2 separate regions of the Homo sapiens genome follow, and region 1 is linked to region 2. Evidence: read pairs that join two places in POLR2A ChIA-PET (ENCODE). Cell type or tissue: HepG2. All regions are shown on one strand. Links, peaks and the distances in the headings refer to the core of each region. The heading gives the core; the rest is flanking DNA. Region 1 overlaps SIGLEC1 (sialic acid binding Ig like lectin 1). Region 2 overlaps RNF24 (ring finger protein 24).

Evidence for each region. ChIA-PET counts read pairs that join two places held together with the same protein. Peaks named below come from ENCODE experiments on the same cell type or tissue, not always from the same donor. Only the 100,000 strongest peaks of a DNase experiment are listed, where the experiment ranks them.
Region 1: POLR2A ChIA-PET joins it to region 2 with 5 read pairs; 2 of 35 experiments call an interaction of 5 or more read pairs at or near these places.

The regions. Positions count from the first base shown.
Region 1 is chr20:3,690,732-3,695,119 of GRCh38, forward strand. It overlaps SIGLEC1 (sialic acid binding Ig like lectin 1), which reads right to left. Exons shown (of 22, transcript NM_023068.4): 12 at 3,932-4,192; 13 at 3,490-3,801; 14 at 2,716-2,967; 15 at 2,131-2,400; 16 at 1,790-2,041; 17 at 1,172-1,471; 18 at 609-869. Among named protein-coding and RNA genes, the nearest start is that of ADAM33, 11 kb to the left of the region's middle. In HepG2, for the core only: no CTCF peak of the experiment used is centred there; no DNase peak of the experiment used is centred there; H3K27me3 peaks cover 2,735 bases.
Region 2 is chr20:3,978,800-3,983,187 of GRCh38, forward strand. The region is part of intron 1 of RNF24 (ring finger protein 24); the gene reads right to left. Among named protein-coding and RNA genes, the nearest start is that of RNF24, 35 kb to the right of the region's middle. In HepG2, for the core only: no CTCF peak of the experiment used is centred there; a DNase peak (open chromatin) is centred at 2,182; H3K4me3 peaks cover 1,204 bases.

The sequences.
Region 1 (4,388 bases), core at 66-4,065, 290 kb before region 2:
AGGCTGGAGTGGGAGACCAAGACTGATGAGGGCTTATCGTGTGCCAGACACACTCAGCACGCTTTATTTCTTTTGGTTTTTTCTCTTCTTTTCTTTTCTTTTTTTTTTTTTTTTCTTGAGACAGAGTCTCAGTCTGTCACCCAGGCTGGAGTGCGTTGTGGTGATCTTGGCTCACTGCAACCTCCACCTCCCAGGCTCAAGTGAGTCTCCTGCCTCAGCCTCCTGAATAGCTGGGATTACAGGTGTGTGCCTTCATGCCGTGCTAATTCTTGTATTTTTAGTAGAGACGGAGTTTCGCCATATTGACCAGGCTAGTCTTGAACTCCTGACCTCAAGTGATCCGCCCACCTCAGCCTCTCAAAGTGCTGGGATTACAGGCATAAGCCCCTGCACCAGCCATTTATTTCTTATACAACTTGCAGGATGAGGCGAATGATGTATTCCCCATTTTACAAGGTCACCCAACCAGACAGCGGGAGAGCCAGGATTCCAACCCAGGACTCAATATCCGTGAAGCCTTCACTCTTGGCAGACAGAAGAGGAGGAAGAACTGAGGTGGGCGTGTGAGATGTGGGGAGACTAAGGCGGAGGAGGGGGTTCACACTCACAGAGCACACGGAGCATGACTGGAGCAGAGGCAGCAGCCCCAGTGGGGAGCTCAGCCAGGCAGTGGTACATCCCAGCTTGAGCACGAGCCACGTGGGTGAAGGCGAGAGTGGGCACAGGCTCCGCGTGCAGCCGCCGGTCATTCCAGAACCATGCAAAGGTGGAGTTGCCCACAGGCCCAGGGCCACCCAGGAGGCGGCAGCTGAGGTTCAGGGCAGCGCCCTCAGGCACGTCCAGGCCAGGCTCTGCCACCACGCGTGCACCTGCGGGCGGAGGATAGAGAGATGATTGGGGATCTGTAGGCCTTGGGGGCTGGAGCCTCTGGGTGGGACCTCTGAGGGGCCTCTGCACATTGTGGGAAGGTCTCAGTCTGACTTGGTATAGGGCTTTCCAAGGTGGAACCATGCCCCCTCCAGTGGGAGCTGTGCCCCCTCCACCAGATTAGGCTTCTCAAGGCAGAGCTTTCTCAGACCAGACAGCCCGCTCTAGTGGGAGCTCCAGCCCCTCTCGTGGACTTGGACCTGAGAGCATCAGAGCCCCTCCTCCTCCCCTCTCTTCCACTCACCTTCTACCTGCAACCGCCCGATGGTGCTGATTGAGCCCAGCAAGTTTTGGGCTGTGCAAACATAGGTGTCATCACCTGCAGGCACATCTTGCACCTGCAGCCGTAGGGCGTTTCGGGCCACCTGGACATGGCCTGTCCCTGATGCCAAGCTGTGGACCCCGCTGCTCGTGGCCAGCACCTTGCCATCATGAGATAGGGCCAGCTCAGCAGGTGGCTCACTGTCCACAGTGCACTGTATCACAGCCATGGATCTGGCCCTGGAGTCCCGGAAGGAGGACAGGACAGCGTCCTGAGGGGCATCTGTGGGCAGGCAGGGCACAGATGGGGACCTTGCTTAGGCACCCTGTACTGCTCATTGCCTAGCTGCCTGGGGTTGGTCAGGCTGAGGCCTCTGGACCAATGGCCACTTCCTAGAAGTGACACCTTCCCAGGAGTCCTGTGGGCAGAGTGCTCCAGGCAGGGCTTATAGGACTGTCTCTTTCTCTAGCACCTATGTCCTCTTTCCCCAACTGCCCATTCCTGGGCCCACTGCAGTCCTTTGCCCACTCCCACCAGAGCCCAGAAGCACCCTCCACCACCCTCCTCCTGGGCAGCCCTGGCCAAGGACCCTCTGCTCACAGAGGACTTGCAGGGCAGCAGGACGGGAGCTGCGGGTGCCCTGGGCATCCTGGGCCTGGCAAGAGTAGGCGCCTGCATGAGCCCGCGTGGCCACCAGGAATGAGAGTGAGGCAGCTGGACCCTCCTGCAGCCAACGACCGTTGTGGTACCAAGTATAGAGTGTGGGTGCGTGGGCAGCAGGGTCCGCACAGGTCACTGTGATGGGGGCACCTTCAGGCACGGCAGCCTCCGGAGCCAGGATCACCCGCACACCTGTGCCAAGGAGGCCAGGATCAGCCGGGCCCAGCCGGACACCACAGTGGGCTTCCATCCCAGTGGGCTTGGCCTAGGCCCTGCCTTACCCTCCAGCCGCAGCTCCAGGGACGTGTTGGCCTGGCCCAGAGGGCTGCGGGCAGAGCAGCTGTAGAAACCCTCATCCCTGGGCTGTGGCCCTCGCAGCTCCAGGCGCAGGGTGTTGGGGACAGAGGCTGCTGTCGAGGAGGCCAAGAGGCGACCGGCGTGGCTGAGGGCCAGCTGGGCGGGCGGGCGGCTGTCCACAGTGCACAGTACCAGGGCCAGCTGCCCGCCATGGCTCTCCAGGAGGTAGGTCAGGCGCAGGTTGCGGGGCGCGTCTGCAGGGCATGAGAGGCTTACACGGAGTCACAGGCAGCAGCCTGCAGGAGGCCAGTTTGCAGGTGGCATTCAAACTCAGGAGGGCCCTGGCTCCCCACCCCTATGGCTCCCAACCACCCAGTCTGAGGCACTGCTCCTCTGCCCAGACAGGACTCACCCCAGCGCCCCCTACTCTTAATGCTCCTTGCCCAGTGCTCCACTAGCTACTGGGTACCGAGTTCCCCACTGGACACCTGTCGGGTTCCGGCCATGCCGTGATCCCTGTGGGCTTCTGTCATTCCTGTGAGTCCCACCCTGCATCCAGCCAGACTCACAGAGGACGTCCAAGGTGATAGGTCTGGAGAGGCGGGGTGCCCGACCAGGGGGGCCCACACCGCAGCGGTAGGAGGTGGCATCCCTGACTGTGACGTTGGGCAGGGGGATGGAGTGGGCATCCAGGCGCTGCTGCCCATCCTGGTACCATGTGTAGGTGAGCTGGGCCGGGTGAGTGGTCCACACAAGGCAGGTCAGGTTCACCAGCTGCCCCTCCCGCACGGTAGCCCCGGGCCACACCTGCACATTCACAGCTGGGGAGAGGGAGGGCACAGGACACCAGTGAGGGTCTTGAGGCTGTGTACAGCAGGCCACCTGTCTCCATGTGGGTGAGCTACTCCTACTGCTGGGGAGCCCCTTGGCCTTTGGGAGCCTTGGGTGGCCCACCTATAAATGTGGCTTAGAAGTCAAGCTTGGGAATAGCCCACTGGCTCCTGAGTGGTCCCAAGTAGAGTTCCACAGAGTCCTGGAAAGCCCTGAGCCCCTCCCTGACCCTGGCTGGGGGCAAATGGGGAGACCACAGACCTCCCCTCCCCTGCTGCACTTTCTCCTGAAATTCCCTGTTTAGTTTTATCCACTGGGCATACTTGTAAAATTTGGTGTTTATAAAAGGTTCTCCTAAGAAACTCAAGTCTGGAGTCCACCATCGTTAGGAAGGGTGGGAATGGGGACTATTCCCGTGCCCCCAGGCTTCTAGAACCCTGTCCCACCTCCTCTCCTCTTTTAAAGGACACACACACACACACACACACACACACACACACACACACACTGACCTTGAGCGTCGAAGTCAGCTGAGGCCGAGGCCTGGCCCAGGGTGTTGGAGGCCTCACAGATATAGACACCCTCATCCTCCAGCATAGCCCCGTGGATCTCCAGACGCAGTGTGTTGGGGGCCACAGCCACATGCAGCCTGGGAGAGCTGCCTTCGGGTCCCCCCACACCTTGTAGGGTGGAGGCCACAAGGCGATCCCCGTGGAGCAGCCGCAGCTGGGCCGGAGGGTCACTGTCCACACGGCACAGGAGGAGGCCCAGTCGTCCAGGGCCTGTGTCCATCAGGGTAGTGAGTGTGACGTGGCGTGGGGCATCTACACAGGGTGGGGAGTGGTCAGGACCCAGCCAGGGGGGTCCCTCATCCAGGGCTCTGTCATGTGACACAGCCCAGGACTGGGGGACTGCATTCCTTCCCCCACACCTGGATGGGACAAAAGTCCTTACAGGACACGTGGAGGCTGATGGGTGCAGCTAGGCTCGTGGTGGCTGAGCCTGGGGCCTGGGCTTGGCAATGATAGGCCCCAGCTTGTGTCAAAGTTATGGCTGCAAAGCGGAGCGTGGCCGAGGTCGACTCCTGGAGGGGCTGGCCATCCCGATACCAACGATATGAGGTCCCCTCTGGGACTCCTGTGTGTACCTGGCAGCTCAGGACCACAGCCTGGCCCTCTTGGAGCTCAGGTGATGGTGACACCTGGACCCAGGCTCCTGCAGGGGAAAACCAAGAGCAGGTGAGGGCTCTCCACCACACCTCTCACAGTCTGGGACCATGTGCGTGTCCACCTAGGACTACACAACCCAACCCCATGTGCTGGAGCCGCAGCCCCTTCCAGACCACCGCCAGGGCCCACTCAGCCCTATGCCTTGGCCCCTCCTGCTCCCCACTCTCCTGCACAGGCTCCAT
Region 2 (4,388 bases), core at 270-4,269:
CCATTAACAAATAATATATATATTGGCTGGGTGTGGTGGCTCATGCCTGTAATCCCAGCACTTTGGGAGGCCGAGGTGGGTGGATCACCTGAGGTCAGGAGTTCAAGATCAGTCTGGCCAACATGGTGAAACCCCATCTCTACTAAAAATACAAACATTAGCCAGGCGCGGTGGCGTGCGCCTGTAATCCCAGCTGAGGCAGGAGAAACGGTTAAACTCGGAAGGCGGAGGGTGCAGTGAGCCAAGATCGCGCCACTGCACTCAAGCCTAGGCAAAAGAGTGAGACTCTGTCAAAAAAAAAAAAAAACCCAAAACAAATAATATATATATATTATATATCTACGTATCTATACTGTGTGTGCGTGTGTGTGTATAACTTTGTGTCTTAACAAAGAAAACACCTTTTCATATGAATCTGGAACATCTACATTTAGATAAACTATTTATCATGCTATAGGAAGATTCCACAGAACAGAACTCTTAGAGGCCACAATACGTGACTACAATGTGTAAAATTAACTCAACAATAAAAAGATAAACAAAAGGAAACTACTTATAAATTCAAAAAATAATCTTTAAAATGACTTCAGGCCAGGTGTGGTGGCTCACAGCTGTAATCTCAGCACAGCACTTTGGGAGGCCAAGGTGGGTGGATCACCTGAGGTCAGGAGTTCAGACCAGCACGGCCAACATGGTGAAACCCCGTCTCTACTAAAAATACAAAAATTAGCCGGGTGTGGTGGTGGGTGCCTGTAATCTCAGCTACTCAGGAGGCTGAGGCAGGAGAATCCCTTGAACCCAGGAAGCAGAGGTTGCAGTGAGCAGAGATTACGCCATTGCACTCCAACCTAGGTGACAAGAGTGAAACTCCACCTCAAAAAAATAAATAAAATAAAATAAAATAAAATGACTTCTGTCTAGTAAGTAACTAAAACAAATCACAGACCATTTAGAAGTTAATCACATTGTGGGAAAAAAATCTCATACTGAGAGAAAAATCCATTACCTTCAACATGGGAAAAGTATTCTTACAGGCTACTGTGTAGGTGTATAAGTGTAACTGATCGTATTATCAATCTAAAAAAGAATAATGAAAATAAATGGACACAAGAATTCAATTCTGGAAAGTAGAAAAAGAACAAATCAAACAAAATAAGCCAGAAGAAGGAATTAATAAAGGTCAAACAAAAATGTATGAATTAAAACAAAACAATGAAAGGAATTGAAATCAACTAACCAAAACACTAAGAATGAGACAGATAAAAAAATTCTTATGCAGAGATTTAAAAACATCCATGAGATAATTTGAGTATTAATTTTAAATTCTAGAATAGATTTTATAGGAATATAACCAAAACTGGCTCAAGAAGAAAACTTGAAAATATAGAAATATCTTCACAAAAAAGGCTTCAGACCCCAATGGCAATGAAAGTGGAACTCGCTAAACTTGCATAGATAAGTAGTCTGCTATGTACAGTAGTCCCTGCTTATCGATGGTAGATATGTTCACAGACCCCCACTGGATGCCTGAAAACCCGGATAGCACCGAGTCCTACGTTTTTTTGAACTGATAACCAAGACCCTAATGGGCAGGTAGTGTACACAGCATGCAGACACTGGGCAGGGGATGATTCACGTCCTGGGTGAGATGCAGTGAGCACGACAGCTTGAGATTTCATTACACTACTCAGAATGGTGAATAATCGAAAACTTACAAATTGTTTTGGGAATTTTCCATTTAATATTTTCAGACTACAGTTGACCATGAGTAACTGAAACTGCAGAAAGCGAAACTGAAAATAAGGGCGAACTACTGTAAACTGATTCAGAGTATACAAAAAAATGATGGAAAGCATCCCAACTCATTTAAAGGTGTAAGCATAATCCTGAAACTAAAACCACAACTTTACAGCAGAGTTCATAAACTCAAGGCCTCTGGACTGAATCTGGCCTGAACAAGTATTTTGTTTGGCCTGTACAAAATTTTAAAGATTGAGATAATTTAGATTTGGGAGATTTAACATAAAATTAGCAATTTCCAGCTCTATACAGAAAAAGGTCAGATCTAATAACCCTGGGCTCCATTCTTACACGGCAAAAACAGCCTGGAGCTGAGTGGCCTCTGCTCCCAGGCTGCCATGTTGTTGCACAATTTGTGTGTGTGTGTTGGGGGGGGCAGGGGGAGGGGGCGGCCCTGAATGCTTATGGGTTACAGTGTAAGTGTGCCTGGCCCTATTGTCAACAGAATCGCCATTTGTCACCATTTCTACCACTCCTTATCACTTCCTAATTCTGGACCAGATGTAGGTTGCCACTTGTGCTTGGGCTGTTATTTTTCTCAACGTAAATATTTCTACCTCTATCAAAAAAAATAAAAGAAAAGAAATTGATGGTTTCATGATTTTGCCTTCTACCAAGTGTATTTGGCTGATTCAATTTCCTGCCTGGCTTCTGTTGGCACTGAGTTTGTGCCCCTGCTTTACGATTTCTATCTTTGGTTTCCCCACATCAGATGACAGAAATACCCACTTATATTCTCTTTTATTTGCATAGTTTTATGCCTTAAATTTAAATGTTTAATCCATCTTGAATTTATGGCATGGAAAAAAGACCTAAAATGGTTTTTCCAATTTAGTCAACTATTCCAACAGCATTTATAAAATTCTTTCTCCACTGTCTTAAAGTTCTACCTTTTTTGGAGTCACTTTTTTTCTTTTTTTTTTTTGAGACAGAGTCTCGCTCTGTCTCCAGGCTGGAGTGCAGTGGCACCATCTCGGCTGACTGCAACCTCCACCTCCCAGGTTCAATCAATACTCCTGCCTCAGCCTCCCGAGTAGCTGGGACTACAGGCATGCACCATCATGCCCAGCTAATTTTTTAATATTTTTACATACATACATTACATATGAATTAGCATACCACTAATTCATATATGCTAGGGCAATATTTTCAACACTACTCTTCCTCTTTAATATTTTCAAGGCTATTCTTACATAATCTTTTTTTCAGCTAAACCAGTCTTTAAAATATTCTATTGGGCCGGGCACACTAACTCACGCCTGTAATCCCAGCACTTGGGGAGGCAGAGATGGGCAGATCACTTGAGCTCAGGAGTTCAAGATCAGCCTGGACAACAGGTAAAACCCCGTCTCTACGAAAAATATAAAAATTAGCTGGGTATGGTGGTGCATGCCTATGGTCCCAGCGACTTAGTAGGGTGAGGTGGGAGGATCACCTGAGCCCAGGAGCAGTGAGCGCTAATCGCACCACTGCACTCCAGCCTGGGCAACAGGGTGAGACCTCGTCTCTCTCTCTCTCTCTCTCTCTCTCTCTCTCAATAAATAAATAAATAAATGCTATTGTGAAGTTAATTGAAAGTACATTAAATTTATAGCTTATTTTGGGGAGAATGGGTCTTGCTATGGTTTGAGTATCTGTCCCCTCCCAAACTCCTCTTGAAACCTAATAACAATTTTAACAGTATTAAGAGGTAGAGGGTTGGGCGCAGTGGCTCATGTCTGTAATCCCAGCACTTTGGGAGGCCGAGGCGGGCAGATCATGAGGTCAGGAGTTCGAAAGCAGCCTGGCCAACATGGTGAAACCCTGTCTCTACTAAAGATACAAAAAATTAGCCGGGCCTGGTGGTGCGTGCCTGTAATCCCAGCTACTCGGGAGGTTGAGGCAGGAGAATCGCCTGAACCCAGGAGGTGGAGGTTGCAGTGAGCCGAGATCGTGCCATTTTGCACTCTAGCCTAGGCAACAGGGTGAGACTCTGTCTCAAAAAAAAAAAAAAAAAAGAGGTGGGAGCCTGCTGCAGTGGCTCACACCTATAATCCCAGCACTTTGGGAGGCCAAGGTGGGAGGATCCCTTGAGCCCAAGAGTCCCTGACTAGCCTGGGCAACATAGGGAGACCCTGTCTCTACAAAATTAAAAAAATCAGTAGCCAGGTGTGGCGACACATGCCTGTGGTCCCAGCTACTTGGGATGTTGAGGTGGAAGGACTGCTTAGGCCCGGGAAGTCAAGGCTGCAATGAGCTGTGATTGTGCCAATGTATTCCATCCACCCTACATGACAGAGTGAGACCCTGTCTCTACAAACAAAGTGAGACCTTTAATAGGTGATTAGGCTATGAGGGATCTATCTTCATGAATGGATTAATGCCATTACCAAGGAAGTGGGTTCCTTATAAAAGGAAGAGTTCAGACCCCTTTTGTGTTTGTTTCTCTCTGTCTTTCCCCTTCTGCAATGTGATGCCCTCCACCATGTTATGATGCAGCAGGTACCTTGCCAGATGCCAGTATCTTGATCTTGAACTTCTTGGCTTCTAGAACTGTGAGAAACAAATTCCTGTTCATTATAAATTTCTCAGTCTGTAGTATTCTATTA